Regions from separate parts of the Mus musculus genome. Here all the other regions are linked to region 2. The links are chromatin loops, found by intact Hi-C in ENCODE. Cell type or tissue: left cerebral cortex. All regions are shown on one strand.

Region 1 (8,000 bases), 200 kb before region 2:
CTGTAGGTTGCCTCATTACTCAATTACTCATTCAAGCAAACAATGTTTGCTGTACAAACACTGTTTAGTTTCATGAGGTCCCAATTATTAATTGTTGGTCTTAATGCCTATACTATCATGGTCTTGTTCAGAAACTCCTTTCCTATACCAGTGAGTTCAAACATACTCCATCATATCTACTCTATTAGGGTCAGGGTAACAAGCCTTATATTAAGTTCCTAAATCCATTTGGAGTTGACGTTTTGTGCAACATAAACGGTGATGATCCAGTCTCATTCTTCCACAGGTAGCTATCTAGTTTGACCAGCTGTCTTTTCTCTGAGTATTAGTGGATTCTTTATCAAGACTCAGGTGTGTTTTTTTTTGTGAATCTGCAATTTAATCTGTTGATCAATGAGTCTATATTATGATATGAAATCCTGGATTTTAATAGCTCTAAAACTTTTGTTGTTATTCAGCACTTTTTGACTCTCCTGGGACTTCTGTGTTTCACTTATGATATTTAAGATTGTTTTTTCAATTTCTTTGAAGAATTGTATTAGAATTTTGATGGTGATTTTATTGAATCTGTAGCTTGCTTTTTGGCAAGAAGGCTGTTTTCACAATATTCATTCTGCCAGTCCATGAACATGGGAAGTTTTTGCATCTTCTGTTGTCTCTTTCAGTTTTTCTTTTCAGTGTCTTCAAGTTTTGATTGTACAAAATTTCACTTCTTTTGAGTATTCCAAGATATTTTGAGGTAGTTGTGAAAGGTATTGTTTCTCTGAATTCTTTCTCAGTATGCTTGTCATTTATATATAGGAAGACTACTGATTTTTATGTTAATTTTGTATCTTGCTATTTTGCTGAGTATACTTATCAGCTGTAGGAGGTTTCTGGTGACATCTTTAAGGTCTTTTACATATAGAAACATATCATCCTTTCTTATTTATATCCCCCTTATCTCCTTCACTGGTCTCATTGTTGTAGCTAAGACTTCAAGTGCTCTGTTCAACCGGAGTCAGGAGAGTGGCAGCCTTGTCTTATTCCCGACTTTAGTGGAAATGCTTTGAGTTTCTCTCCATTTAGGTTGATGTTGGCTGTCATCTTCTTGTACATTGCCTTTATTATTTTTGAGATAAATCTCCTGTATCTTTAGATTCTCCAGGACTTTTATCATTGTGGAATGTTAAATTTTGTCACAGGACTTTCCTGCACTTAGTGAGACGATTCAGTGGTTTATGTCCTTTATAGTCTATGTTGTGGATTATGTTTATTGAATTTTATATGTTGAACCATCTCTATATCTCTGGAGTAAAAACAATTTTGATTACAGAGGATAATCTTTTTGATATGTTCTTGAATTCTGTTTCCAATTGTTTTGAGTATTAAGGGTCCATTGCTTTCCATTCAAATTTTAGAACCAACGTTTCCACTTCTATGAACTTGCTTTGAAAGGGATTGCATTAAATATGTAGATCACTTTAGGGACTATTAATGTCTTAACAGTATTAAGACATCCAACCTTAGATGTCTTAATACTAAGATTGGATGTTTTTACATTTATTTATGCCTTTGTAGTTTTTTTTTTACCTCTTATATTTCATCTGTTAGATTTATTTCTCCTCATTTTTGATATTACTAGAAATACAATTTTCTTAATTTCCTTTATATATTAGTTATTACTAATGTATAGAAACAAGACTAATTCTTATATGTTGATCATACCTTTTTCCAACTTTGTAGAGTTCTGTTATTACCTATAATGTCACTCCCAAACTCCCAACCCCCAACCCCCAACCCAACTATGGTAGGTTCTTTAGAATTTTGTATACATAGGGATGATTTTATTTTTGCCTTTTCAATGTGATTTTTTTTCCTTTTTAAGTTTTACACAGATATCTATAAAGTTTTGTTTATAAGCAGGAATTTGGCAATTTCTAGTAGTCCTTATATTATTAGGTAAGGATGTTAGTTTAAGAGAAATTTATACAGAATTCTAATTCTAAAAAGTAATAAATGTTAGTACTCTGTAAAATGAAGCAAGCTTGATTATTAGCAACACTCTGTGCCTATTACTCAGAAGTACTTCTGTTTTGGTCTCCGTATCCTATGATTTTTTTTTCCATTTTTTATTAGGTATTTAGCTCATTTACATTTCCAATGCTATACCAAAAGTCCCCCATACCCGCCCACCCCCACTCCCCTACCCACCCACTCCCCCTTTTTGGCCCTGGCGTTCCCCTGTACTGGGGCATACAAAGTTTCCTATGATTTCTAAAACAGACCTTTATTACTTCATTCCTATCACAGCCTTAACACAAAGGTTTTCTTTCTTGTGTGTGTGTGTGTGTGTGTGTGTGTGTGTGTGTTTGTATGTGTGGGTATTCTGGCATAGAAATTTGGGATGTGTCATAGGCATGTACCCAAAGCCAAGGTATTTCTTATATTTTGGGTTTACTGATTTGGTACTACTGTATCCTGTGGATCATCATTTTCTGCCACTGCCAGCAGAGCTTGAAGTAACCATAATACTGTAAAAAAAAGGCATTGCCACTTGAACTTTCAGCTCTTAACCACAGAGCCATCCCTCCAGCCCTGCAGTTCATGGGCCTCTAGAACTGGTTTGTAGGAGGAATGTAGAAGATTTTTGGAGATATAGAATAGAAAACCCCTTAAATACTCTAAGAAAAGCAAAATGAGACATTTTAATGGGATTTAAAAAAAAACGAATGCCAAAAGAAATATGGACCTTGGAGGACCAGTTCTTGAGGCTTCAGAAGGAAACAAAGTCTCTATCGGGACCTAGCCTAGGGGCCATTCATATTCTATCAATTGATCTGGCTGTATTCTGGCAGCATCCTGAGAAAAGGTGAATATTTTTTTTTAGTGAAAGAAATCCCAAGACAGGATAGCATTCAGGTTAGGATGTGTCTTGGTTACTTCTTGCTCTTCTCAACCAGGTAGTGCATAAAGATATGAAAAGTGTGCAGTGTGATGCAAAAAGTAGCCTGACTGAGTTTTAAAATGTGGCCACAGAAGAAATAAAAGTAGATATGGTTTTGTTAAAGAGACTAACACTAATAAAAGAGTACTGAGATGATAGATAGGAAGTTATCCTAAGGGTGAACTCATCCACCAAGGCTGCAACTAGTGAATATACAAATTCATTTTGAGACAGGGATAGGACTGACAATAGCACTGAATGGGGTTCCTGGTTTAAAAAAAGCTTCATAAAAATGCTTCCAAGATTCAGTTACTAAAACATACAAAAGCTACTATATCTTTGTTCTAAGAGGGACTATATATATCTTGAGCTGGCAGCTGAACAAGGCAGTGTCACCCACATGATACTAGTTTTGGGTGCATGAAAAATTCAGGATTGAGGAAGTGATCAAGTTTTGCACCATGGTTCCACATGTGGCTGAATCCAGGCAATGTGTGGCAGGGCTGGAGTCCCTGCAAGGAAATACAATAGGCCACTGTGTGAAGCTATTAGGTGAAAAGGTCCAAGTTACAATACAAACCCTAAGGGTTCTGGAGAAGCAAGAACTATAAGATCTGTCTGCCAAGGAAAGCTTTAAGCAAGGAGTATAGCAACCACATGGTGGCTCAAGAATCAAATAACATAAAAATTGCTCAACTTTTATATTCATATCCTTTCATACCCTAAGATATCATTAATAAATATTTAATACTGTCCAAAACTGAGGATCCTATATCTAATGTTGAATACTAAATTGTTTCAAAACATACAAAATATTCATTGGGAGTTAAGCATAGTAAAAGAGCATAAAATGTTAAAGATGAATCATTAAAACACAAGAAAATCAAGAAGGAAGACCAATGCGTGGATACTTCATTCCTCCCTAGAATAGGGAATAAAATACCCATGGAAGGAGTTGCAGAGACAAAGTTTGGAGCTGAGACGAAAGGATGGACCATCCAGAGACTGCCCCACCCGGAGGTCCATCCCATAATCAGCCACCAAACTCAGACACTATTGCATACACCAGCAAGATTTTGCTGAAAGGACCCTGATATAGCTGTCTCCTGTGAGGCTTTGCCAGTGCCTGGCAAATTCAGAAGTGGATGTTCACAGTCATCTATAGGATGGAACACAGGACCCCCAGTGTAGGAGCTAGAGAAAGTACCCAAGAGCTGGTCTGCAACCCTATAGGTAGAACAACAATATGAACTAATCAGTACCCCCAGAGCTCATGTCTCTAGCTGCGTATGTAGCAGAAGATGGCCTACTTGGCCATCATTGGGAAGAGAGGCCCTTGGTCTAGCAAACTTTGAATGCCCCAGTACAGGGAAATGCCAGGGCCAAGAAGTGAGAGTGAGTGGGTAGGGAAGTAGGGCAGGGGGAGGGTATAGGGGACTTTTGGGATAGCATTTGAAATGTAAGTGAAGAAAATATCTAATAAAAAATTTTAAAAAAGAAATATATTCGAAAGCCCTTACATGATACCACCTGACATAGTGAGAGAGTATTTAAAATGCATTATATATCTGTGTACCTTGTGTAACAATCAGTTTACTTAAAAAAGATTATCAGTGCTTCTAGGAGAGAAATTCTTTTATCAGTAAGTATATTATAAATATTTCAAAATAGCAAAAACTCTTTGAAGGTAAACATTAAGAAAATGCTAACTTCAAGCACTGTGAGAAAAATTGTCAATAATATTTTCATGATGTTTGTAGAACATTATTTTAATATTTTCAACTTAATATTCAACAAACAAAATAATTATTTTAAGATACATTTCATTGTTATGTTTCCCTTTTCATTTCTGATTTTATTAATTTGGATACTGTCTCTGTGCCCTCTGGTTAGTCTGGCTAAGGGTTTATCTACCTTGTTGATTTTCTCAAAGAACCAGCTCCTGGTTTTGTTGATTCTTTGTATAGTTCTTTTTGTTTCTACTTGGTTGATTTCAGCCCTGAGTTTATTTCCTCCCTTCTACTCCTCTTGGGTGTATTTGCTTCTTTTTGTTCTAGAGCTTTCAGGTGTGCTGTCAAGCTGCTAGTGTAAGGTCTCTTCAGTTTTGTTTTGGAGGCACTTAGAGCTATGAGTTTTCCTCTTAGCACTGATTTCATTGTGTCCCATAAGTTTTGGTATGATGTGTCCTGATTTTCATTAAATTCTATGAAGTCTTTAATTTCTTTCTTTATTTCTTGCTTGACCAAGTTATCATTGAATAGAGCGTTGTTCAGCTTCCATGTATATGTGTGCTTTCTGTTGTTTTTGTTGGTATTTAAGAGCAGCCTTAGTCCGTGGTGATCTGATAGGGTGCGTGGGATTATTTCAATCTTCTTGTACCTGTTAAGACCTGTTTTGTGGCCAGTTATATGGTTAATTTTGGAGAAGGTACCATAAGGGTCTGAGAATAAGGTATATTCTTTTACTTTAGGATGAAAAATGTTCTATAAATATCTTAGATCAATTTGTTTCATAACTTCTGTTAGATTCACTGTGTCTCTGTTTAGTTTCTGTTCCTATGATCTGTCCATTGCTGAGAGTAGGGTGTTGAGGTCTCCCACTATTATTGTGTCGGGTGCAATGTGTCCTTTGAGCTTTAGTAAAATTTCTTTTTTGAATGTGGGTGCCCTTGCATTTGGAGCATAGATGTTCAGAACTAAGAATTCATCTTGGTAGATTTTTCCTTTGACCAGTATGAAGTGTCCTTCCTTATCTTTTTGGATAACTTTTGGTTGAAAGTTAATTTTATTTGATATTAGAATGGCTACTCCAGCTTGTTTCTTGGGACCATTTGCTTGGGAAATTGTTTTCCAACCTTTTACTCTGAGGTAGTGTCTGTCTTTGTCAGTGAGGTGCATTTCCTGTATGCAGCAGAATGCTGGGTCCTGTTTATGTATCCAGTCTGTTAGTTTATGTCTTTTTATTGGGGAATTGAGTCCATTGATGTTAAGAGCTATTAATGAAAAGTGAAATTTTAAAAATTAGAAGAAAAGTGATTATTACTTTCTGTTATTTTTGTTGTTAGAGGTGGAATTATGTTTGTGTGGCTATCTTTTTTTGGGTTTGTAGAAAGATTACTTTCTTGCTTTTTCTAGGGTATAGTTTCCCTCCTTGTGTTGGTGTTTTCTAGGGCTGGATTTATGGAAAGATACTGTGTAAATTTGGTTTTGTCATGGGATATCTTGGTTTCTCTTTCTATGGTAATTGAGAGTGTTGCTGAGTATAGTAGCCTGGGCTGGCATTTGTGTTCTCTTAGGGTCTGTATGGCATCTGCCCAGGATCTTTTAGCTTTCATAGTCTCTGGTGAGAAGTCTGGTGTAATTCTGATAGGTCTGCCTTTATATGTTACTTGTCTTTTTTCCCTTATTACTTTTAATATTCTTTCTTTGTTTAGTGCATTTGGTGTTTTGATTATAATGTGACGAGGAGAATTTCTTTTCTGGTCCAGTCTATTGGGAGTTTTGTAGGCTTCTTGTATGTTCATGGCATTTCTTTCTTTATGTTAGGGAAGTTTCTTCTATAATTTTGTTGAAGATATTCACTAGCCCTTTAAGTTGGGAATCTTCGCTCTCTTCTATACCTATTATCCTTAGGTTTGGTCTTCTCCTTGTGTCTTGGATTTCCTACATGTTTTGGGTTAGGAGCATTTTGCGTCTTGCATTTTCTTTGACTGTTGTGTCAATGGTATCTTCTGCCCCTGAGATTCTCTCTTCTATCTCTTGTATTCTGTTGGTGATGCTTGCACCTATAGCTCCTGATCTCTTTCCTGGGTTTTTCTAACTCCAGGGTTGTCTCCCTTTGTGATTTTTTTTTAATTGTTTCTAGTTCCATTTTTAGATCTTGGATGGTTTTGTTCATTTCCTTCTCCTGTATGATTGTGTTTTCCTGTTATTCTTTAAGGGATTTTTGTGTTTACTCTTTAAGGGCTTCTAGCTGTTTACCTGTTGTCTCCTGTATTTCTTTAAGGGAGTTATCTAAAGTTCTCTATCATCCTCATGAGAAGTGATTTTAGATCTGAATCTTGCTTGTTTCGTGTGATGGTGTATCCAGGACTTGCCATGTTGGGAGAATTTGGTTCTGGTGATGCCAGGTATCCTTGGTTTCTGTTGCTTATGTTCTTACGCTTGCCTCCCACCATCTGATTATCCCTAGTGCTCCCTGCCTTCACCATATCTGACTGAGGCCTGTCCTTTCTGTGATCCTGGTTGTGTCAGAACTCCTCAGAGTTCAGCTGTCTCTGGGATCCTGTGATTCTGGGATCCTGTGATCCTGAGATCCTGGGTGTGTCACAGCTCCAGGGAGTCAAGCTGCCTCTGAAACCCTGAGATCTTGGTGTGACCAAACTCCTGGGATCCTGTGGTCCTGGACATGTTAGAGCACCTGGGAGTGGAGCTTCCTCTGGGTGTTGTGGGACTGGTTGCAGAGTTTGAGTCCAAGGTCTGCTCAGAGCACTGGCCCAGACCAGAAGGAACCTGTGCCACTGGTCGAGCAGAGTTCCTGGGTGCCTGGGTCCCGCTGGTCCCACTTACTTCTGGCGTTGGGGCAGATGTTGTATCCTCCTCACCTCTAATCCTATCCCCATTTCATTTCTTATATGATGTATTTGTCTTTTCTTTGTCCGTCTAAATCAAATACTTACCAATTATATTGAACTTTTCAAGAGATAATCTTATTATTTTTAAAATCATATTACATATATTGATTGATTGATTTTGTGTGTGTGTGTGTGTGTGTGTGTGTGTGTGTGTGTACGCGAGAGAGAGAGAGAGAGAGAGAGAGAGAGAGAGAGAGAGAGAGAGAGAGAGCATGTGCATGCACCTATACTGCTATGGAAGTTAGAAGGAATTGTTCTTCTTGTTCTACATATACATTTCTGTGGTTGTACTTATATTATCAGGCTTAGTGGCAACATCCTTGTTCACTGAGCCATCTTTCTGGCCTAATTTTAAGGGATCTTTTAAAATCTGTTTTTTAATTAAAATATAAATATATCTTTTCCCCTTCAGTTTTCTAATTCTAATACCTTCCATGTTCC
Region 2 (8,000 bases):
AAATAATCAGCCTTACAATGGAGTAACACTCATTCACGAAATACACCTTTGTTAAGAATATACAATGAGACTACCTCAAAGGGCCCTCTGTGCATCTTCTTAGGTTGTACAGAAAACTGCACATGGAGGGAGGGAGTGGTTCCATTAAGCAGATTCCCAATTCAGGGTTTGAACCACCATTCTGTAACGTGGAATGAATGTCTCAAGGGTTCTTTCACTAACATCTTTTCATTTTTGTTTTGAAAATCAAATTAATTCATTTGTTAAAATTCAAACCTTATTGAAGCATTCAGAGTTGCAAATCAATGCCCTTTCCCCCATCCTTTTACTCTCCAATTTCATTCTCTATCCCAGACAAATACCAATTAATAGGGTCATTTCCCACCAGGTCATTTTTATTTCTATACATTTACAAATGTATCTACAGTTTATGGAGTCCTCCAATCATAGTACCACCCCACCTAATACAAAGGAGAAATGTTTGAGGGAGGACTATGTGCCTTTGTAGATTTGCACGGTGCTTCTCATCCTTTATTCTGGCCCTCCACAATGTGTGTCATCTTGCCCTCTTATACTCCCCGTTCCTTAATTTTTAAAATGCATATCAAGTTTTATCCCTTCAGGGATTTTCATTGTAGAGCAATCAAATTCCAGTTCCTTAGTGATCCTACTATCCTCTATGGTGGCATTTATTGGACCATGAGTAGCTCCAGCAAGGTCTCCCTTAGGTGAGTAAAATATACCACCAAGGGAGCAGGAGCGCCCTCTCAAGGGACAGAGGCGGGGCTAATCGCGTGGTAGGAGGAGCCTTATATCCAGTGTGAGCTGTGCAGCCGTGGGGGTGGGGGGGGCTTTGTAAGCCGAGGGCGAGGGAGGGGGCTGGGGGGGGGGGACAAGATTGCTACTGGCCTCAGACCCTGCACACTGTTGCAGGCCTCGCCAAGCCCCTGCGGCGGAGGTGAGCTTAGTTCCCCCCTCCCCTCTTCCGGGACCTGGGGGGACGGGGCGGTTTTAGACTCCTCGAGGTAGGGGGCAGTTCCCACGGGATCTGGCTCTGAGGCTCGGAGGTAGCCGCTTTGGAGAGCCTTTGGGAAAGGCTGCTGAAGGGCCAGACTGGCGGTAGCAGCAGCCTTCCTCGAACCCCTCCTCCTCTCCCCTCCCCCAGTCCTCTGCGGCCTCCAGCAGAGAGCTAGCTGCATCTTTGGGGACAGCAGGACAGCGGGGAAGCAGCGAACAGCGCGCAAGAGAGCGGCCAACAGTGGGGATGCGAGGTACCGGCATTGGCCCTGGCCTAGTGGCCCTAGAAAAGAAGTAAAGGCCCAGCCTTCAGTTTTTCTCTTAAGGGTTGGAGGAAGGCGGCTTCAAGAGGAAAAGGAAGGTGAGGGGCGAGCAGGCAAGCTTCATGGTCACTACTAGGCGCGCGCGCGTGCGCGTGCATGTGTCCTGATATGTATGTGTGTGTGTGTGTGTGTGTGTGTGTGTTCTGATATGTATGGTGCTGCAGGACACACATTCATTTTGTTTCATTGCATTAATTTTTAAAACTATTTTATGTATCTTAGTATATCACAGCATTCAATTGTGTCCCATTTTTACATAGCTATATTGTATGCTTGGACTACAGTTTATTTAACCGTTTCCTGATTGTTGTACACTAGCTTGTTTTCTTTGGGGGAGAGGGGGCTATTGCAAGTAATGAATGGGCTTGTGTATGTTTCGTGCACATGTACGAAGGTATTCCTGTAGGAGAAATTCTTCGAGAAGTAATAGCAGAATCAAAACGTGTATGTATTTCAAATCTTGATAGATTTATCTAAATCTCCTTCCCCAAAGGCCATAATAATTTACACTCTCCAACGTAGTACGATATTGCCTATTTTTCCATAGCTATGCCAACATGAATTGTTACTTATCTTTATATCTTTTCAGTTATACAGTAAAAAATCACATGTCGTTGCTTTCATTTTACTGCTGTTTGAGCATATTTTCATTTTTCTAATTACAAAAGTCAGTAGTTAAATATGAACAGTCTTGTATATAAGCAATAAACATTTTGAAATTTTAATACCAACCCCCCCACTCTAAATTTCAAGAAAAATAAAAATATCTGGAAGTAAACTATAAAACTTTCAGGAATACAATGGAAGAACGTTTGCATAAATGGAGAAGGAATATCAGGCTTCTGCATAGGAAGCCTCTATTCTGTAACGATATTCATTTTTCTATATTGATTCAAGCAGTTGATGCAATTCCAATAAATATACTAAGTTTTTGGAACTTGACGATTCTAAAGTTTATGAGGGGGGGATGGCTAAGAATAACCAAGAAAATGTTTTTAAAGATGGGGGTGCTTGTACAATTAAACTGTACTCTGAAGGAAGCATGTTTAAATTAGAATAGACAGAACAATGGATTAGAATGGAAAAGCTCACAAACGGGCCAGACTGGATCCCGATTTATTGGAGAAACATTGTTGGTTAGACATGCAAAAACTGCCATATTAAAATCTCCAAGCGCCTTTCTCCCCACCCCAAGCTTGAATTTGCTTTTGAGGGCAGACGCCTTTGTTTGGAGAAAACCACTTTATTGGGTCTTTTTTGTTATAAGGTAAGGAAAGCCTCAATATTTAAAACTGGTGACTCCGGAGGTAGAACTAATGATATGAGCTTTTAGTGAAAAGATGGATTCAGGTTAGCCTGCAGTGCGGCGAAGGAAGAAGTATGGATATTAGAGGTCTTTAGATTTTTCCCCCCATGTTTTGAGCACAAAAACTGGTGTGTCATTGTTTCCATTTGCATTTGTGTGTTTATTGTAAATTGAACATCTTTTATGCGTTAGTTAAGACTAGCACGTTATTCCTCGAGGCAGGTAACAATGGGAACCCATTCTTTTCGCTTTCGGAATGGAGTTTGGCTAATTGGTACAGCCCTGCTGGAAGCGTGAGAATAAACAGGTTGACTTTTTAAGCACTAGGCAGGCTCCAGACACCTAAATCGGGGGCGGAGGTAGTTTTCAAGACATGGCCGAGATTTGGCGCTGAGCTGTGTCATCGCGAGGTTTGGTAGCAAGCTCCGCAGTGGGTCGGAAACCTCGTGGTAAGCGAGATCCCTAAAGGACGAGAGCTTCCTCCCTTTCCCCGAAAAAACTCCCAGTCATTTTCACGAAGCTCCGCCTTTCTCCTTTTTAGGAGCGTGCACCTGGTCTCGCGAGATCTCATGTTTCCTAAAGGCGAGGCGCGGGCGGTCTCCTGCGGTGAATTACGAAGGTCTCGGCGAGGCTGAACGTAATATCGCGATAGTTCCTACGGCGCATGCGGGAGCCGGCGGCGGCATGCTGGCTCCGCCCCGTAGTGCTCCGTGAGGTTGTGCGTCATTTGCTTTTCGCTTCGCGTGGGGTGAGAGCGGAGCGGTGGCGATTTGGGGTTTGGTGGCAAGCGAGGGTTGGGACGGGCTGGGCTCAGTTTTTCCTGGTCCGGTGGAGGTTCTCCTGGGATCACGCGAAGGCGGCGGCCGAGGTTGGCTACTGAGTGCAGGAGCTGCGGAGGCGCGAGCAGCGTCTTCTGGTGCTGCCGTTCTTAGCCGGTGAGTTCTCGCGGGAGCAGGGTTACGTCCTCGTGGGGATTCGCCGGCGGTGGCGGAGATACCTTGGGGGTGGGGGGGCAGTGACTAGGGTCGGGCCGCCTGTTAAGATGGCGGCGGCGGCGGCTGCCTGTCTTGCTCTTACACGGTACCAAGGGGTTAGCTATCCGCGTTTGTGACGCTTCTCAGGTACCAGACGTTAAGGAGATGACGAATGGCGAAACGTCGTGGTGCCGGTAAATCCTTCCTGAGCTGAAGACCATCCTGTTTCTTACCGGTTAAAGCGACACCATTTCCCCCGGCCTCTGCCTCGTGTGGGCCTGCCTTTGCCCCACCAATCGCTCTTCGCCTCTGTTTTCGTCGTCGCAGTGGGCGGGTTGGGAAGTGCGGGAGGGAGTCCATAGTTCATTGGGTAGTGGGCTGGGGATTAGATTAAAAAGTGGGAGAGAGGGACGCACCTAAGATTGTTCTCATAATTATTGCGCGCTTGCTGCTTCTCAGCCCTTGCAGCGACCCATATGAAACCCCTAGTTTTTCTTGATCCGAGGTGGGCTCTGCTTCCCTGCTCCCGCGGCTTTCGGGCTAAGGTTTGAGAGGTCAATCTGTAGAGTCATTAGAGTACCTTCCCTTTCCCAAATTCTGTCTCCCTGTCAAATCGCTCAGCTACGTGAATATCGGGATGCATTATTAAGGGGAGAAGTTAAAAAAAATCCTATCACTCCTCCTCTGTAGTCCTAATTTAGAGCCTAGCCTGAATCATCTACCCTGTCCCATGTCCTTCCGTGGTGCTTTTGGCGCAGATGTTAAAAGAGCTTATCTTATTCCCTGCATTTACTCCATCTTTGTGGATGGATCAGCAGTAACCTTCCATTTTCCTAGGTCCTCTTGCTTGTTTATCCCTGACGCGGGGACAGCGTACTGATTTCTTCAACTTTGAATGTTTTGAGACCATACTTGGGCAGAACAATAAACGGGTCAGTGGTCGGATAATTGCAGTCTTAGTGGTCTCCTTCGTGCCCCCACTAGGTGAAACTTTGCCTTTCCAACCCCTTCCACGCTACAAGCTCTGGGACCCGCCCCCTTTCCCGCCTATGTTTCTGTAGTCTGCTGGTCTGTATATCTTTTTGTTTTGTTACAGCTAACCAACATTTAAGAACTAAGTCTCACTTCTTAATCCTTATATTTCTCTCTTAACTGCTCTTCCTCCCACCCCCAGGAGCTGAATCCCCTAGCAAGGTGTCGACCCCCAGTACCTTTTCCTTCCTCCAGGAGTTTTACCCCTAAAACAGTCACGCTCCTTTTAAATTTAAATTTACTTCCTTTCTCCTCAAATCACTTCTATTATAGACAATTAATTCCCTATCACGTGTTTCCTTTGTAGATAACATGATTTGAATTACTTTTTATTTAGCACCAGTGTTGCATAGATTGAGGAGATGCTGCCAACATTTCCAATTCATAGGAAGCAGCCTGATTTAGAAAGTTAGTGTTTGCTTCCAGTTCACATTGAACTCATGACCTTGGGCAAATTACTTTTCAGATTTTGTTTGTTTATATAATGAGGGTAGTAATGCTTACCTTGTAGAAAATTTGCCTCAGAAAGTTTGGGTGCCTTTTTAATGTGAAACTGTATTGGTAGATAAATGTTTTTGTGCCATATTCTACCTTTATAGCCTGGTAAGGTTTTTAAAAATTGTTATTTCTTCAGCTGTATTTTTCTATGTTTAGGAATAATACCTATTCGCTCCTGTCTGCTTTTAATTTTTTCCTCATAAGCCACTTTGTATGATCAGTGGTTCATGTTTGAATATGTTCTCACTATTTGAAGCTTCTACTGGTGTAAGACTTTTGAATGCAAAATCATTCTCTTGGAATGACCACCAGCTATGTTTCGGTCATGAACCACACCCAAGTGTTCTACCTTTTGGAAGGGAGTGCCTCATCCCTTGCCTACTCATTTTTGCCACTCCTTCAAATACAGTCTGTCCTGTCCTTCACCTCACAAAAGTCTTGAAATTTCATGCCATTGCCAGTTTGCAGTGTTAAAGAGAACTTAAGCTTCAAGTGTTTTTATTTCTTTCTCTTTACCTCATTTATTTCTCTTTACCTCTATCATTTTTAGACAAACTTTGTCTAAGTTGGGTCAGTATGGGGGGCATATTTGGCAGTCTTTTTATTTAAGTAGGATAATACCTATATGCAAGACATTAGGAAGGTTGATCTAATTAAATACCATCATTTCCCCCTCAAAGGCAACCACAGATGACTCTTTGATAACTACCTCCTGTTGTGCTTTTGCCATTTTATATTTTCTAACATTTTACTCGGAAGTAGTTTTTCTTACTACTATATTTTTATTAGATCAACACTAGAGTGGTTTTTTTCCTTAATTATGTTGGTTGGGTGATGGGGTTCAAGTAGGAATATAGTTGCAAGAAGTATACTATCATTGACATTTTAGTGGGTAACATCTGATAATTAACTATTTGTGGATTTCCGTTTTGAGCTTCAGGGTTTGAGTTGGAAGTGCTTTAGGAAAATGAATTTCCTCTTTCATTGAAAGACAGGTCACTTTATTTTGAGACTCTTGTCTTGATTCCTTTTACAGTGGGTTAAGCAATAATCACTAACTCTTGTCCTTTAGAATTATACTAAATCTGGGAATGATGATCAAGGCATGACCTAAAAGGTTTAATTTATTCTAGGTAGATCTCTGAGAAGAGAGGAAGGAGTGGCAGTACCAAATAAAAACTTTGTCTAAGGTTCAGTGACAAAGTTCAACCTGAATTTCCAGGATGTTTATCGTTTGTCTCCCAGTATGGCCAAAAAGCACTTATGAAGGTGAAAAATAATTTTAATGTGTACAGCTTTTTCTTTTCATAAAATATGTTTTCCTTAGTGTCAGTTTGTTAAACATGCTATCATTTTGTTTGAGTTGAAAACAGTTTTCAGGGGTATTGTCTAAGTGTCACTAGAAACACTATACAGTTCTTTTTCAGAGTGTTTAGTTACTGCTCAAAGCAGGTTCTAAAAATGCAAGTTGGCATTTAAGGGCTATTGCTTCAAAAATAACTGATTGTGTCTATTGATACAGTGGTTAACTACCCAATTCTAATGAATAATATACTTCTTTTCCACAATCTTTTTTTGTAGGTCCTTCAGTAGCCTGACCTGAGTGTTAGTGCTTCAGAGGAACAAACCAGTAGACCAGAACTTGGTCAGGAAGTTTCAGGAAGCTATTGGAGCAGTGTTGGGATTTCCCACCAGGATGACTATGATTGGCTGTGATTTTAGGTTAGTTTTTTTTTTGTTTTTGTTTTTTTTAAGATCTTTGCGGTTGGTATTTGTATTTTACATCTTGAAATGGAGATGGGGCTGGAATTTACATTTTTTGCTTGTGCTGCTTTGGTTCCATTATATGGGTCAGGTTTGTTTTATTTTTTTTTTTAAATAATTTTATTGGATGGAGCTCATTAGACAATTAAAAGGAATTGTTTTAAATGTATATTGTCAGTGCATGATTTTCACAAAATTTGAAACATAACTGAGTAGTATGTTGTCTACTCCCCCAGGTATTTTTAACATTTATCAACTTTAGCCTTTTTAGTTTTACCCTATGGCACCCCCCTTTCCCATAGAATTATTTTGAAATAAACCTCTCTTGATGTGTTATTTTTATCCATACCAAAAATTGTATAGATATTGAGAGAGTTCTTGACAGTATAACCCAGAATTCATTTTCAGTTGAAGAAATTGAAAATTTAAAGGTAGAAAATGGGCTCATTTTAAAATTTCCGTGATATTTTAAGTTTGACTCATGATCCAGAGAAAAGTCCATTTATGAAATAGTTTATGTAGACTTTAAGTCTGTTTTATTCTTCAGGTTATATTTCTCTTGTTTTTTTTTCTCCAATTTATTTGTTAAGTCCTTTTTGCATTTCCTCACATTTGAAAATTACAGTCTATAGTGATGTCTAGCTCATTCTTGTTAAAGACCATAGGTAATCTATTATAATGAAACAATAATGGTAGTAATCTCTTATGTGATCTCTTAGGTGATACTGCTGGCTTAGTTGGTATACTAAAATAGCTAGTCATGGGTTCCTTTTTCTGTGGCCCTCTGATTTGATACCTGATTTTAGTTTTCCATATGAAATATAGGCCTTCTGGAAGAAAAAGTTTTTTTTAATGTGTATTTGTAATATCCTTAGGTTGTTTTGTTGTTTTTATGCTCTGTTATCCTAGATTCTCTGATTCAGAGCTTAGATATTAAGAACTGGTTGATGAATTATTTTGCTTGTGCAGTGTTAGCCATTCTGGGTCTGTACTATGGTCAAAACCAGAAAATGAGAGTTGAACACATATCCTTCAGCCTCCAGCCAGCCTTTAGCTCATACACAAATGTGGACAGAGCAACGGTTT
Region 3 (8,000 bases), 170 kb before region 2:
TCCTCACCCAGCGGCGCCCTTCAGTTGGTTCCCAGAGCAGTCAGGCAGGACAAGGTACATGACCCAAATGGAGATTAAAATGAGAGCTCTTAAAAGCTCCCTGGTCTAAATCTTAAGTGTTCTAGTAGTTGAGAATACCAAGAAGCCAAACTTCAGGTGCTTGGATATTGGCCTTCCAATACCTACAGCTCAATAGTCCATGAAGAGGCAATTAACTGAATTTAAATAGAAGTAATACTAGATTTAGGTTTGAAAGATTCCTCTGGTGGTCATAGTGGAATCTGGACTAGAAGTAAGTAGTCTATACATTTCATTCAGAAAGGACTGAGTAATGAAGAGATGATAAATGTGAAGAGTAGTAGGATGTGAGAAGTGATTTGATGTCGCAAGACAGAAAGATGCATGAGAGAGAAAATTCAAGCCCTTCTTTTCCTCCCATTGGCCAGAGCCCAATCCATAGTATATGGATGGATGTACTTCAAGGATACTGAGCTTGGTGTGATGTTTAGGGTCGACTAGAATAAGGGTTTTTAATGAAAGAAGGCCCTGAGCATGACATCCTCAGGGATATGGAACTATAGTCACTAACCTACTGATCAGGATAACATGAATGGCATAGAAATATATTGACCTCCTTAAAAAATTTTCTAAGGAAAGTGATTGAACCCAAAGTAAGTAATGGAAAACAACCAGAAAACTAGAACTATAGTGACTATGACTGCTGCAGCAATCAGAGAAGGAGTAGCCAAGCACATGGCACTGAATAGAAGTGGTTAAGGAGGGTTCCTTGCCTGATATGGTGTAAGGATGAAGAGCTTTGTTGAGAGAGAAAAACAAAGCATGGAGGTGTGGTATGGTGCTAAAGTTGCTCATAAAGCCTCTGTTTATTTTGACCCTTCCTTACAGGAAAGCGTCCTAAAAAGGGCCTGGCCACAGCAAAGCAGAGACTCGGCCGCATCCTGAAAATCCACAGAAATGGCAAGTTACTTCTGTGAGACGAGCCCCATCATGTCCTACTCCTTCATCCCTTCACCCCCATTGCCTTCTTCGTTGTCAACTCGGGGCACTCCTGGATCCTATGAGCCCCGGACAAGGTGCATTGTCCTGCTTTCTTGGGACTGACCAAAGGCACGGACTATCTCCAACTCCCTTTCCCACTTCCCCTATGAGTATCCTACCTTCTTTTTCCATATCCATAAATAGCAGGTAAATGGGAGACATTTCCAACTGACAAGAACCTTTTCCTGCTCCACCCACATATTTCACTTACACCTTGTCTTTATTCTTTTCCACTGCTCCTCTATATGGAAGGAATGAGGAGGAGCAACATAAAGGGAGTCTGGGCCTGTCAGTTTCCTCAGCCATGGAGTGAGAAGCCCAGTGCTCAACATTTTCTGCACCTCCAGCCCTGTCTCTAAGCCTGCCCACCTCCACCCATTCCTACCCCTTCCTCACAACCGATGGATATACCCTACCTTCATTCTTGTTCCTGATAGAAGGTTGTGGTCTTTATCTTCTTTTACCTCTTTTTCATGACAAAATGAAGAGGGTCTTTATGACCCTATTATGGGACAACTCCAGAGCTGGCCTAGAAAAGCTGACTTTATCTGTCTTTGGGGGAGGGGGAGGAGATTCCTTTTACTTTTCGAGGTGGGAAAAAGGACAGATACCCAAGCCTTTGACCATGATTGTTGCTTAGCCCACCAGAGGAAACTACTTTTGTCTGACTGCAAATGAAACCCCTATGATGATCTTCAGGAATTTGCCTGTATTTTTGAGGCCCTGTAGAACATTATCCCCATAGCTATAACTGGGTTCAAGCAGGTACAAACTCACCTCCTAGAAATCTGAAGTACCTGGCACATTGAGAACTATGGCCCCTGCCACCCCACAAAGCACAGCCTGGACCTTCTGAAGAGGGTGTGGTGAGATAACCCTGAAGGGTCATTATCAGGAACTTCCATGTTTCTTTCCCCATCTAAGCTTAGTCTAAAGAAGATTTCAGTACTAAGATCTTCACCCCTGGGACTTTCCACTTCCAGACCACAGGCCAACTATTCAAGCATAGTACAGATAGGCTATTGAAGTCTGAAGTTAGAAACAATGCCCATATGTGAAGTAGCAGATATTCTGATCCGCTTTTCTCTGCTTTCCTTTGTGATTGTCACTATTTTCCAGACAATGTCCCCACCTCCCTCTTGTCTTGCCTTACTGGCAATCTGGGCTTGATGGAGACTGCCCCTTCTGAACAACCCATTTTGGCACTGCCCAAGTGGGAGTGTCCTCTACCTTCCACTCGTCCTCATCCCAGCTTGCCTAGTGCTTCTGGGGAATTTAACAGCTATGATGCAGACCACAGGGAATTTGTGAGGCCTCTGTGTTATCTTTTATGTTTGTGGCTTATCTTTCTTTTTTCTATAGATGTATCACCTCCATCCTTGTTGGGATGGGGGGATACTTTAGCATATTTGCTTTTTCTACCTTGGGGACCCCCAGGGGCCAAGCAGTCCTCCTTTAGTCACACCAAAGGCAAAAGGCCTGGCTACCTCCCCTTTAGCACGTGAGGTCCCTATTCCCCTCCTTTCTACTCAGCTTTGCTTATCTTGGAGATTTCAAGGCAGCAGTAGGGAAGTAAGGGGAAAGCAGGAGAAGCTCCTAACCCTGTATGGGCAACTTCCTGACTAAAGACTGACTGTTGTCACCAAAAACAGGTCCCTAGCCCTTTCACCCACTAAAACTCCCTCTTGATCTTTCAATGGCAGCTAATTGCTAGCACCCTCACCCCACCCATTCCAGGCCTCTTTTCCCTCTGTTTCTTTGTTAGAAGGTTCTGTGGAGCTGAAACCCAGCCTCTAATGGGGTTTGTTTAGTTTAGTTGGGTTCTCAGAGTCTCCTGTTATTTTGTGTTGTTTCCAATGAAAAGCAAGTTTACCCTCAAAGTTATGCTTTTCCAAAGAAGCTAGTGTGTTAGTGGTGTTGTTGCTGTTGTTGCTGTTGTTGTTGTTGTTTTGTTTGTTTTGTTTTTATGTTTCAGGTTCTAAGTGAAGTGAGGTGGAGAGGAGTTGGGAATAACCAAGGTTTAGAACATGGTGAGATAGTTAACCTCTGATCTGCAATCCCCAGCAGAGAGTTGGGGTAGGATAAGAGGGCAGAGAGGATTTCTATTCACCTTTAATATATTTTTACAAAAAAGCAAACAATTTAAAAACAAACCCACCGCTTCTGTACATGTCTAAATATATTTTTAGAAGTGGGTAGGATTGTGATTTCTGATGCAGGGCCTTTTTATAAATAGGTTAGAGTAGCCTCATCCAGATTTCTCTGTTGTTTGTTCCCCTTGTTTTTTCTTATGTTGTGTTACTAATGTAATTTATATATTTTTTAGATCTCCCTTTCCTGTAGAGATAAAAGTGATTTATCTTGGCAATTTTGTTGCTTGACATTATTATTCATAGGGGGGTAGGGGGTGGTCATGTGGTGGGGGTGGTTGTGGTGGTGGTGGTGGTGGTGGTGGTGGTGGTGGTGGTGCTGATAAGGTGCAGTGTTCAGAAAGTTACTTTCCTTTTGACTATCATTCATCAATTTATAAGTGGTCATTTCCCTGGTTATTTACCAGCATTATATCTGAAATATGCATTTGGTAAGCTCCTGTTCTTAAGGACACAATTTTATACACATAAAATACTTAATTAAAAGTAAAATAGGGAGAAAATGAAAGGTACAACAATTCAGTGTTCCTTAGAAGTTCAATGAGATAGTTTTCAATCATTTTCATGAGCTACTTCTTATGAGCATATACTGAGTATACATGATAATGTGTTTCATTATGATATTCTCACACATGGATATAACACACTTTGATCATATTTACTCCCCCAATAACTCTTCATCACCCCTTTCCCACTCCTGCTAATCTTCCTCCCAGTCAGTCTCTCTTCCATTATCATCGTTTCTTTCTTTCTTAGCCACTGAGTTTAATTAGGGCTGCTTACAGAAGCATGGAAGAGAGGTTATTTACTAGAACATGAGCACCTTACCAGTGGATACCACTGGTACCTTACCACTGAAGAAAACTATCTCTTTCTCCCCAGCAACCATCAGCTGCATTCATATCCTTAGTGAGTAGTGAGACCTTGTGGTCCCCTCCTCTCTCCATGACAGAATACTGACAGCTCTAGTCCTGTGCAAGGCTTCTGCTTAGCAGCTGCTTAGAATTCAAGTGACACGGCTTTGTCTTATATGGTAGAAAACATTCCACAACAGTCCACTCCTTTCTCCAAGTTATATTCCTTCCTCTCCTCTTCCATATTATTGCTTTCACCTTATAGATGTCTCTTTATATACCCTTAGATGTATAGGTGTCTCATAGGGCTCATTTTTCAATAATCTTATTCTCAGCATGTTGACCAGTTATGAGTCCACAATAGCCCCCACGCTACTGCTCTGTGGTCTATTTTGCACTGGCTGCAGCTGTGCTCTATTTCTGTGGCTGGGAATGTTTTCTCTGATATCTACCCCAGTACTTGAGATATGTATAATCTTGATTGATTACTATGCTTAAGTGCAGTGGACAGAATATAATCATGAGAGCTAACAGGAACTATACTCTTAGTGTTTCTCGTGTATATTGACTTATTCCTTCTGTTGCTGTGGTAGAAGCCATTACCAAAAGGAACTAGGGAAGGAAAGGCTTTATTTGACTTCATGTCTGATCATAATCCATCATTAAAGAAAGCCAAGTCAGGAACCTGGAGGTTGGATCTGAAAGAGGCCATGGAGCAATGCTGCTTACTGGCTTGTTCCTGATGGTTTGCTCATCCTGCTTTCTTATACAATCCAGGACTACCTGCTCAGGGATGGTCAGTTATTAATCAGGAAAATGTACTACCTACTTACCCACTGGCCAGTCTGATGGAGGAATGTTTCTCAGTTGGGGTTCCTTCTTCCCAGATAACCCTGGCTTGTTGATGAAAAACCTACCAGCATAATTGACCCTTTGTCAGGTTGACACACAAGTATATCATTAATAAAGCATAACCATTCCTTTTTGTTTATTCCCAAGGTCTCATGTTTATCACAATATAAAACTAAGTATATTAATGTAAAAAGTCCCATAGTATTTAAATTCTCCATACTTTAGGAGTCTAAATTCTGTTTAAAATAGAGTATCAACTATGGGACCGTGTAAAATCAAAATCACAGTAAATATTTTTTTTTATTCCAAGAGGGAAGAACTTGAATAGTCACAAAAAAATAAAAGCAAGCCTAACATCAAGTAATATAACTCAAATTCTGTAGCCCAGTATTTCACATCTATGATTCAGTCACCATCTTTGGTGTCTAAAGGGCTTGTGCAGCTTCCTTTTTCGGCCTCTGTTATCCACAGCATTCCTAGCATGTCTCCTAGGTTCAGGCCAGCTCCAACCCACTCCTGCTACCTATTTCTGTCCTAGTTTGCTTTTTGTTGCTGTGATTAAGACCTTGCCTTAAAACTACTTGAGGAATAAAGTGCTCATTTCAGCTTACAGTTACAGGTAAGTGCCAGGACCAGCCTAGTTCTAGAACCTGTATTCTTAACAATCTGTTAAGCCATTTTTTAGTGATATTAGGCACTAAGTTAGAGTTAGAGTTTGCCTAGTATTTAATTTTCCTAACCCTGTGATAATTAGCCCTAGTTTTCAGTTAAAAAGACTAAATGCTGTTCCACAGTAGGATCTGCCTAATTCAGAAACTCATATTCTTCCTCTTTCACTGTAATAGAAATCTTTTTGCGTCTCAAATCCAATAATAGGTGTAGTGATTACCTGTTGTGTGTCCAAAGTGTAACACAGAGAGTTGGAGAGTTGGATCCTGAAGCAGTATTAAGAACCTTGCTGGGGGCTGGAGATATGGCTCAGCGGATAAGAGCACTGACTGCTCTTCCAAAGGTCCTGAGTTCAAATCCCAGCAACCACATGGTGGCTCACAACCATCCATAATGAGATCTGATGCCCTCTTCTGGTGTGTCTGAAGATAGCTACAGTGTACTTACATATAATAAATAAATAAATCTTAAAAAAAAACAAAAAAAAAAACAAAAAAAAACCCCTTTAAAAAAAAAAAAAAAAGAACCTTGCTTCCCGTGGGCTTTGGTGGCTCACATCTTTAATTCCAGCACCGGGAGTCAAAAATAAGCGGATCTCTGTGAGTTCCAGAACAACCAGACCTATGAAGAGAAACCTTGTCTTTAAAAAAAAAAAAAAAAAAAAAAAAAGAGCCTGTTTTCAAATCAACAACAACCTGACTAAGTTTTGTGACCAGGGGTAGGTTTCTTACTATCTGTGCTTAGAGCCAAGTATGGTGCACACTTTTAATCCCAACACTTGGAAGGCAGAGCATTAAATGCCAACCTAGTTTACATAACTAGTTCCAGGCCAAACAGAACTACATAGAGAGTCCTTGTCTCAAAACAATAATAATAAATAATAAAAATTTTAACCCAATTTAGGTTTTTTTTTAAATCTATAGATCTGGAAGGACAGTCTTTAGATATGACACCTACTGACTAAATGATTGCTTCAGTTCTCACAATCAAATTGTTACTACTAACAGAGTTTAGATTGAGAAAATTCATGTCTGGCACATAGGGAACAGTGTCTTCTGATAGAAAACAAGATTGTGGAAGGATTTTAGAACCTTTGCAGGAAAAGCAGTCTAGTTTATTTTTGTTATTGACTCCCACGATTTCTGAAAGAGTAAAGCACTGTTACCAGCTTCAAGTCAGAGAATAGAAATGAGTTTTGATCAACTCACTTTCTAGTACAAGCAAGAGATATCATCAAATAAGAGGCTTCTGTCTAAAAATGGAAGGTAGCAATTTCCCTAATTTCAGTCTTTTCTCTTTCCAGAACTGGGTTGGTGTGTAACTCTTTCTCAATGACTAATTTGGTAGAGTATCGTAGGGGGAGTGGTGCAGAAAGAAGTTTAAGCAATTTAATATAACTGGAACTGTGAACTTTTCTAGGGTGGTAGGAGTGAGCAGAATCTCTGTGAATGTGGAGTTTGATAAAGAACACATCATAATTACTTTTAGGACATAATACTTAATTTAAAACTTTGAACCATTAATGACACCATTGAAAGATGGGATGGCCCTATAACTATTAAGGAAATTTAATTTAAACTCCTATCCCCAAATCTTCAGGCTTGTTTTACTAGATAATTATAACAACATGTTTCAAAAATTAACATTTCTACACTAGTTCTTTCAGAAAATAGAAGAGTAGGTGGTGTTTTTCTCAATACATTCTGTTCAGTTAATATTGCAGTTACCTTAATCAGATAGTAAAAAAAATAAATCAATATGGGGATACACACACACACACACACACACACACACACATACATACAGACACAGGCATACATATATAGATATTCTTCATAAAATACTACCTAATAGAATTCACCAATATATTAAAAATACATCATGAATAAGTGGAGTACATCTAAGCTGCATGGTTGGTTTTGTCAAAATCACCATATAAGTAAGAAAAATGAAAAATCACATTAGCTTTGTTTTATAAATCAATGTAGAAAATAACATTCAACAAAATTTGGCATACATTCATAATAAAGAGAACTCCTTAACTAGGGGAATATCTACCTTCTCTTGGGCTTCTAAAACAAAGTACCACAGACCAAACAGCTTAAACAGTGTTCAGGGTTCCAAAGGCTGTGAAGACAGAAGAATTCCAGCATGATTGGTTCTAGTGAGGGCCATTGTTTCTTTTTGTTAATGGTCTAAATCATGCTCAGTCAATCATTGTAGTAGAGTCGCATAAATAAATTATCTTAATTACAAAAAACAAACAATCACAAACTATTGCTTTGTCATTTTACCATCTCTTAATTCTATGCAGTAATGAAAAACTACCACATTTCTATATTCATGCATATTCAAATATAAAGTAGTATGCAGGGCTGGAGAGATGGCTCAATGGTTAAGAGCACTTGTCTTTCTG
Region 4 (8,000 bases), 190 kb before region 2:
TCAGGATGGACCAGTCATTGGTTGATTACTCCCACAATTTCTGTGCCACTTTTATATCATCATTTCTTATAGGCAGAACAAATTGTAGGTTGAAGTTTTGTGGCTGGGTTGGTGTCCAAGTTCCTCCACTGGAAGCCTTGCTTGGTTACAGAAGATGGCAAGCTCAGTCTTGTATCTCACCCCAGCTAGGAATCTTAGCTAATGTTACCCTGAAGATAACTGGGAGTTTCCATTGAATTAGGTTTCTACCTTACCCAGAAGATACCCCTCCCAATTCTAGCCATCTCTCCCAGTACTCTCTCCCTCCCTCCTCCCCCCTCCCCAATTCCAGCCTTCTCTCCCAATACTCTCTATCTCCATCCTCCCCCTCCAACCTGAACCCTCTTTTTGTCATGCCCCCCCATTCACCCACAATATCTATTCTACTTCCCCTTTCTGCAGAGATTCATGTATCCCCCTCCTCAAGACCTCTTTGTTACTTAGCTCCTCTGGTTCTGTGAATTGTAGCATGGTTTCCTTTAACGTTATAGGTAATATACACTTATGATTACATACCATGTTTGTCTTTCTAGAGACAGTTGTGAGCTGCCATGTGGGTACCACGAATTGATCCCTGGTCCTGAAGAGCAGCCAGAGCCATTTCTCTAGCCTAAAGTGTGTTTCTTGTATGAAACAGAAAGATAGATCCTCTTTTCACATCCATTCTGTTAGCCCTTTGCCTTTGGGGGGTTGGGGATTGAGTCTATTGATAGTAAAGACCAATGATTGTTAATTCCTATTGTTTGTTGTTTGGTGATGATGGTGTGGGTGGGAATGGCATGGACACACAAATGTGGTTCCCTTCTTGTGCAAGTGTGAAATTATTTCCTGTGTTTTCTTGGGTGTAGTTAACCTACTTGGGTTGGAGTTTTCCTTGTAGTACCTTCTAAGGGTAAATTTGTGGATAGATTTTGTTTAAATTTGAGTTTGTCATGGAATATCTTGTTTGTTCCATCTATGGTGATTGAAAGTTTTTCTGGGTATTGTACTCTGGGTCTGTAGTCTCTGGCATCTGGACAGTCTACAGCACATCTGTGCAGGCCCTTGTAGCTTTGAGAAGTCAGGTGTAATTCTGATAGATCTGCCTTTGTGTTACTTGACATTTTCCCTTGCAGCTTTTAATATTCTTTCTTTGTTCTGTATGTTTAGTGTTTCCACTCCTATTATTCTTAGGTTTAGTGTTTTCATCATGTCTCAGGTTTCCTGGATATTTTGGTTCAAGAGTTTTTGAGAATTAACATTTTCTTTAGACTGATGTTAACAAGTCTCTCAAGTTCTTTTCTCCTATCTTGCACGCCTAAGATTCTCCCTTCCATATCTTGTATTCTGTTTGTGATGCTTGCATCTGAAGTTCCTGTTGGCTTACCTAGATTTTACATCTCCCAAGATTCCCTTGGTTTGTGTTTTCTTTATTGGTTCTATTTCCATTTTCAGGTCTTGAACAGTTTTATTCATTTTTGTATCCTGTTTATTATTTTTCTAGAATTTCTTTAAGGGATATATTCATTTCCTCTTTAAGGGCTTGTATCAACTTCATAAGATTGGATTTAAGGTCATTTAAATATCCAAGGCTTGTTACAGTAGGATAGCTGGTGGTGCCATGTTGTCCTGGCAGTTGTTACATTCTTATACTGGCCTCCAGTCATTTGGATTTGAGGTTATTATAATTTAGCTGCCTATTTCTGTGTTTATCTTTGATGAATGGATGTTTTTTTTTCCTTGGTTTCTCTCAGGTCTTCTGGCATGAGCAGCCTGTGGTTCTGATGATCAGTGAGTCTTCAGGTTTAATAGGGTGTCTCCATTTGGTGTTTTCTTAGCCTGTATGACCTCTAGGGTTTTGGGTGCCTGTGTTGCCTATTGGAATCTGGGAACTGGTATGACTTCTGGGATTTTAGATACTAGTGTGGCCTCTGGAGTTTCTAGTACCATCTTGGCCTCCTGAAGAGCAGGGATCTTCTGCAGGAGGTGTGAGCCTGGCGTTCCTAGTAACATTGTGGCCTTCAATAGAGCAGGGTCTTCTGCCAGAATTGTGGACTGAGATATAAAGCCCAGGGGAGGGGGTGCTGTTGGGGACTGCTGGACCAGCTTTAAGAAGTATTAGAAAGTGATAGATGGGTGTTTTACCTGGGGTTCCTAGTACTTCTGGTCCCAGCATAGCCTCTGGTAGAGTAGGAGTCTTCTGCTGGAGTTGTGAACCAGGATATGGAGCCCTAGATACAGATTTTTGTGATTTTGTATCCTACCATGTGTTGATCATTTCTAGAAGTTTTATAGTTGTTTTTTAGAATATGTGATGTGCAAATAGGGACAGTTTAATGGATCCTTGTCTACTTTTTGAATAATTTAATAAGAATTGACTGTAATTCTTTGCAGATCTGTTAAAATTTTTCTGTGAATACATTTGGACCTGCACTTTTTTTTTCCAAGACAGGGTTTCTCTGTATAGCCCTGGCTGTCCTGGAACTCACTCTGTAGACCATTCTGGCCTCAAACTCAAAAATCCACCTGCCTCTGGACCTGCACTTTTGTAGTTAGAATTATTTTTATTACTGTTTCCTATGTTGCAGTTCTGTTTAGGTTGTTGATCTCTTCTTGGTTTAACTTTGGTGGTTTGGATGAATCTAGAAATTTGTTCATTTCTTTTAGTTTTTTTAAGTTAATGAGCTATAAGTTTTTAAAATATTCCATTATAATATTCTTAATTTCCTTATGTCTGTTACAAATGGTTCCCTGTTCATTTTTTATTCTGTTAGTTTAGATCACCTGTTTCTTTGGTTTAGTTGTGTCAAAAGTGTCAATTTTGTTCATCTTTCTATAGAGTTCTTAGATTTGTTTATTCATTATATTGTTTTCTGTGTTTCTATCTTACTAGGTTCTGCTGTGATTTTTATTTTTATTTATTTCTTGCCACATACTGGATTTGAATTTGCTTTGTTCTTGTTTTCCAAAATCTTGAGTGGCATCTTTAAGTAAAATATTTGTGCTGTTTCTGACTTGTCTGTTTTTTGAGACAAGGTCTTTCTGTGTAGCTTTGGCAAATCTAGAACCTGCAATGGAGACAGGGCTGGCTTGGAATTTAGAAAGGTCTGCACTGATTAAAGACATGAGTCACCATACCTGGGTCTTTCTGATTTTTAAGTGTAGGCACTTAGAGCCATAAATCTCTCCAGAGATTTTGTTGTGCTTTGTTTTCATTTTTATTAAGTACTAAGATTTTTTTCTTTTATTTCCTTCTCAATTTCTTCTTTAACCCATTCATCATTCAACAATGAGGGGTTTTTATCTCTTATTGCCATGCATTTGTGTACTTATTAGACATTTGTTTGCTTTTGATTTTGTGTTTTATTAATCTTTTTTTTTTTTTTTTTTTGGTTTTTCAAGACAGGGTTTCTCTGTATAGCCCTGGCTGTCCTGGAACTCACTTTGTAGACCAGGCTGGCCTCGAACTCAGAAATCCGCCTGCCTCTGCCTCCCAAGTGCTGGGATTAAAGGCGTGCGCCACCACTGCCCGTGTGTTTTATTAATCTTACAGTAAGATAGGATACATGGAGTCTTTCTGAATTTGTAAAGATTTGTTTTGCATTCCAAGATGTAGTCTATTTTAGAGAAGTAGTCTAATCATGGTTTCCCCTCCACCAACTCCTAGATCCTCTCCACCTCCCCACCCACCCAATTTCATTCCCTTTCTCTCTAGAAAGCAAGCAAGCAAAAAAATATCCCCACATAAACAGAATAGAAAAAAATAACACAAATACACAGGAGCAGGTACATGGGCTTGCAGGGATGGACTTACCAGGTTATATCAGAGTCACAGGTCTGGAACTAGGCCTGTGGGTGTGGAGATGGGAAGAAGTGGATGGGAGTGGGGGTATGAAACTGTTCTTAGGCCACTACTTTGCCACCCAAAATTTCAAAGTATAGTTTTCTGACCCTAAGGCACCAAGTCTTTCTTCTGTGTCACACTTAACTTCTTTAAAGTAGAAATCCTTTCAGACCCAACAAAGTAATATTGGTGGCTTCTCCTGAAACAGCTGTGTTAGTATTCATTCCTTTCTAAGAATAATTAAATGCTTTTTTTGAAATAAAAAATCAGGAGGTAAAGTTTTCACCTCTTTGCTGAAGGAAGAAGGTCTGAAAAATATAGAGTTCTCTTCTAGGCTTGGGAGTGGCCTCAGAATTTTACGTCATCAATTGGATCTTTCTAGACCATATTCCCATTAAAAATCCTAAGTGTCTTGCCTATGGATTATGAAGAATTGCCTATGGTTTTTATGATAATCTGCATACTTCTATTTGTTTCTCTAAGGTAGGATAGTTAAATATAGATATTTTATTAGATTGTGCAGTTCCAATAATTTTGGTCCTAGTTTAATTTAGTCGATTTTTTCCTATTATGTTTATTAAATATGTACTATTTACTTTTCCCATTCTTTCACAAACAATAAATACCTACTTTTCATTGTATGGGTTGCTTTAGTATAAAATCAAACACACATCCCTGGCCTCATTTGTAAATTAGAGGCAGCAGATGTAATAATCAGTTCCTAAGTACAGTACTACATCTCCACGGCAGGCATAAAACACAGGTTGCGATGGAGAGCTGAGAAGGAGGAATCTGAACCAGATTATGAGAGCATGATTATACTCTTTTAAAAATTATTTACATTCCAGCTCCTCTCCCAGTACCCCCTCCTATAGTTCTTCAACCCGCTCCTCCTTCCACTTGAATCTGAGAGGTTGCCCCCACTCCTAGACCTTCCCCTTCCCTGGGTCCTCAAGTCTGTCAAAGATTAGGCACAACTTCTTCCACTCAGGCCATACCAGGCAGTGCTGGGGGGGGAGGGCTCAGACCAGCTGGAATATGCTACTTGGTTGGTGGCTCAGTCTCTGGGAGTTCCTGGAGTCTGGGTTAGTTGAGACTGCTGGTCTTCCTATGGGGTCACTCTCCCTTTCAGCTTCTTCCAGCTTTTCCCTAATTCAACTAGGGGTCCGTGACTTTAGTCCAATGGTTGGGTATCTGTATCTATCTCAGTCAACTGCTAGTAGGGCCTCTCAGAGGACAGCCATGCTAGGTTCCTATCTGTAAGCATATCATAGCATCAGTAATAGTGTCAGGCCTTGGTATCCCCTACCCCCATGATATGGATCCAAAATTGGACCAGTCACAGGATTGCCTTTCCCTCAGTCTCTTTTCCATTTTATGTCACTGCAGTTCTTTTAGACAATTCTAGGTCAGAATTCTTTTTATGGTAGATTAGTAATTTGATGCCTTGTCTTTCTACTGGGGTAGACTCTTCAAGTTCCCTCTCCCCATTGTTGGGCATTTTGGCAAAGGTCACCCCATTAAGTCCTGAGAGTCTCTCACTTCTCGAGTCTCTAGTACTTTCTAAAGCCTCCCTCCCCTGCAAGGCTGCTGGTGCTGGTCTTCTGTGCTTCTCTTCTGGCCCTGCCGCCATACCTGATCCTGTTCGCCTTTCCCCTACCCCATCCCTCTCCCATCCTGGTTCCTCCCACCCTCTGCCTCAGGTGATTATTTTCTTCTTCCTTCTAAGTAGGATTGAAGCACCCTCACTTGAGCCTTTCTGCTTGATAAACTTCTTATGGTCTGTGGGTTGTATCCTAGGAATTCTGTACTTTTTTGCTAATATCCACTTATCAGTGAGTACTTACCATGCATGTCCTTTTGGGTCTGGGTTATGTCACCCAGGATGATATTTTCTAGATCCATCCATTTGCCTGCGAATTTCATGAAGTCATTGTTTTCAATAGCTGAGTAGTATTCCATTGTGTAAATGAACCACATTTTCTGTATCTGTTCTTTGGTTGAGAGACATCTAGGTTGTTTCCAGTTCTGGCTATTATAAATAAGGCTGCTATGAACATAATAGAGCACATGTTTTGGTGGAGCATCTTTTGGGTATATGTCCAAGAGTATAGCTGGGTCTTCAGGTAGAACTGTTTTCAATTTTCTGAGGAACCGCCAGATTGATTCCCAGAGTGGTTGTACCAGTTTGCAGTGGAGGAGTGTTTCTCTCTCTCCACATCCTCACCAGCATGTGCTATCACTTGAGTTTTTGATCTTAGCCATTTTGATTGGTGTGAGGTGGAATCTCGGGGTTGTTTTGATTTGCATTTCCCTGATGAGTATAGAACTAAATCTAGAGTTAAATTTTAAAAGGTGAGCCAAGTAGCTCACATGAGTGACTAAGAATTTGGTGAATGTAGAAGGACTTTCATAACAAGGGTACAACTATAGAAAAGGTACAAAATGTAAGATATTTAGGAACCTTCTGCAGTTGAATGTGGATTATGTAAATGAATATACTTGAAGAGGAGGAGGAAGGACTGAAATATGTATCATTCTGTCTTTGTTCTTATGGATGAGGTTTAATTTATTTAATTTATCCTGCCTTCACCTCTCCCCACAGTCTATCCATCTCTGGAGTCTGATGATGATGACCCTGCTTTGAAATCTCGACCCAAGAAAAAGAAGAATTCAGATGATGCTCCATGGAGTCCTAAAGGTGATCTAGCATTCCGTATCTTATACTCTGTAGGACTAATCAGGTGAAAAATAGAGATCAATGTAAGACATCTGTAATCCAAGATCTTATTCAGCTACTCATTTGCAAGCATCTGTTACTTTTAGTACCATGTTAGGTGCCAGGGCTAAATTGATTGTGTGACATAGTTTGTGTAATCTAGCTAGGAAAATCATAGCTATTGTTTTTGAAATCTTATGACTTGAGATGAAGGAAACCAGAAGAGTTCACTAAGCCATCTAAAGCTTCTAAGAACATTCTGGTAACTGTCATCGCAGCCCCACTATGATAATTTTGTTTTCAAGGAGGAAAACTATGCGGACTCTTGGGCTCTGCAAGAGTCCCAAGACTGTCAACTACTAAGAAGTTATCCCTAAGGAAGGGAAGGAAGAGAGGGAAAGTAGGTACCTGAAGTAAACATGAAGTTTTAAGAGAGAAAGTAATTTTCTTTATCTCATTGGTTGGGCTATTTGCACTGAAGAGCATTCAAGGGCTTATTAATTTTTGAATATGTATGATATATGTTTCTATGTATAGTGTTTGTGAGTGTTTATATATGTATGTTCACTCCTGTGTGGTTATTTATATATGTTTGCAGTTGTGTGTATGTGGAGTTGAGAGAATAACCTCAGGTGTGGGCCCTTGTCCTCCCACTTTGTGACAGAATCTTTTCTTGTTCAGTGCTAATTACCTCTATTTTCAGGGATTCTCCTATCTCTGCCTCCCATCCATTATAGGCATTCTGGGATTATAGATGTGCCTTACCACATCCAGTTTGGTGTTCCAAACTCCAGTTCTCATGTTTATGTGGCAAGTGCTTTGCCATTGAATTATCTTCCGCAGTCTATGATACTTTCACTTCTTAATAAACTACACAAATGTTAATGGCCTAAAATAATATTTACCATTTCTCATGATTCTTTTCTTTTAAATCACTCTTAATCTAGAACAGTTCGTCTTGGTTTTGTTAGTTTTCTTATAGAAACTGATATAATGGTACTGTAGCCAGTATCATCTTCTAGATTTATTTGCTTTCATGTAACATTGGCTTTTTTTTGGGGGGGGGGCTTCAAGGCAGGGTTTCTCCGTATAGCCCTGGCTGTCCTGGAACTCACTTTGTAGACCAAGCTGGCCTCGAACTCAGAAATCCACCTGCCTCTGCCTCCCAAGTGCTGGGATCAAAGGCGTGCGCCACCACACCCAGCTACATTGGCTTTTTTTAAGAGATTGGTTTTTTTTCTCATAGTATCATTTAAGTTTTTCTATACTTGTACTTTCTAAATTCTCAAAATACTGTAAATAGCTTGCTTTTAATTTCTTAACAACTCAAATATTGCTGCAATTCACCTGTTACTACATGATTGCATGCTGTTCCACTATAGTTATCACTAATGACATGAAAATGTTCATACTCTGAGC

Evidence for each region. A loop is a pair of places that touch in the nucleus more often than their neighbours do. Peaks named below come from ENCODE experiments on the same cell type or tissue, not always from the same donor. Only the 100,000 strongest peaks of a DNase experiment are listed, where the experiment ranks them.
Region 1: a loop joins it to region 2, with 2.6 times the contacts of the local background. A loop is called at or near these places in 2 of 42 quality-filtered maps.
Region 3: a loop joins it to region 2, with 8 times the contacts of the local background. A loop is called at or near these places in 4 of 42 quality-filtered maps.
Region 4: it touches region 2 in a loop (3-fold over the local background); 2 of 42 quality-filtered maps call a loop at or near these places.

Annotation. Positions count from the first base shown.
Region 1 is chrX:151,602,159-151,610,158 of GRCm38, forward strand. The region is part of intron 18 of Phf8 (PHD finger protein 8); the gene reads left to right. Among named protein-coding and RNA genes, the nearest start is that of Gm24460, 66 kb to the left of the region's middle. In left cerebral cortex, no CTCF peak of the experiment used is centred here; a DNase peak (open chromatin) is centred at 3,326.
Region 2 is chrX:151,799,989-151,807,988 of GRCm38, forward strand. Huwe1 (HECT, UBA and WWE domain containing 1) reads left to right here and starts at 3,294. Exons shown (of 83, transcript NM_021523.4): 1 at 3,294-3,581; 2 at 6,732-6,872. In left cerebral cortex, CTCF peaks have their summits at 752, 1,244, 3,968, 4,848 and 1 weaker place; DNase peaks (open chromatin) are centred at 803, 1,216, 1,374, 2,558 and 3 more places; H3K4me3 peaks cover 4,530 bases; H3K27ac peaks cover 2,878 bases.
Region 3 is chrX:151,630,433-151,638,432 of GRCm38, forward strand. Phf8 (PHD finger protein 8) reads left to right here. Exons shown (of 22, transcript NM_001113354.1): 21 at 1-54; 22 at 907-3,425. The coding sequence ends at 995. Among named protein-coding and RNA genes, the nearest start is that of Gm24460, 95 kb to the left of the region's middle. In left cerebral cortex, no CTCF peak of the experiment used is centred here; no DNase peak of the experiment used is centred here.
Region 4 is chrX:151,614,397-151,622,396 of GRCm38, forward strand. It overlaps Phf8 (PHD finger protein 8), which reads left to right. Exons shown (of 22, transcript NM_001113354.1): 19 at 6,468-6,563. Among named protein-coding and RNA genes, the nearest start is that of Gm24460, 79 kb to the left of the region's middle. In left cerebral cortex, no CTCF peak of the experiment used is centred here; no DNase peak of the experiment used is centred here.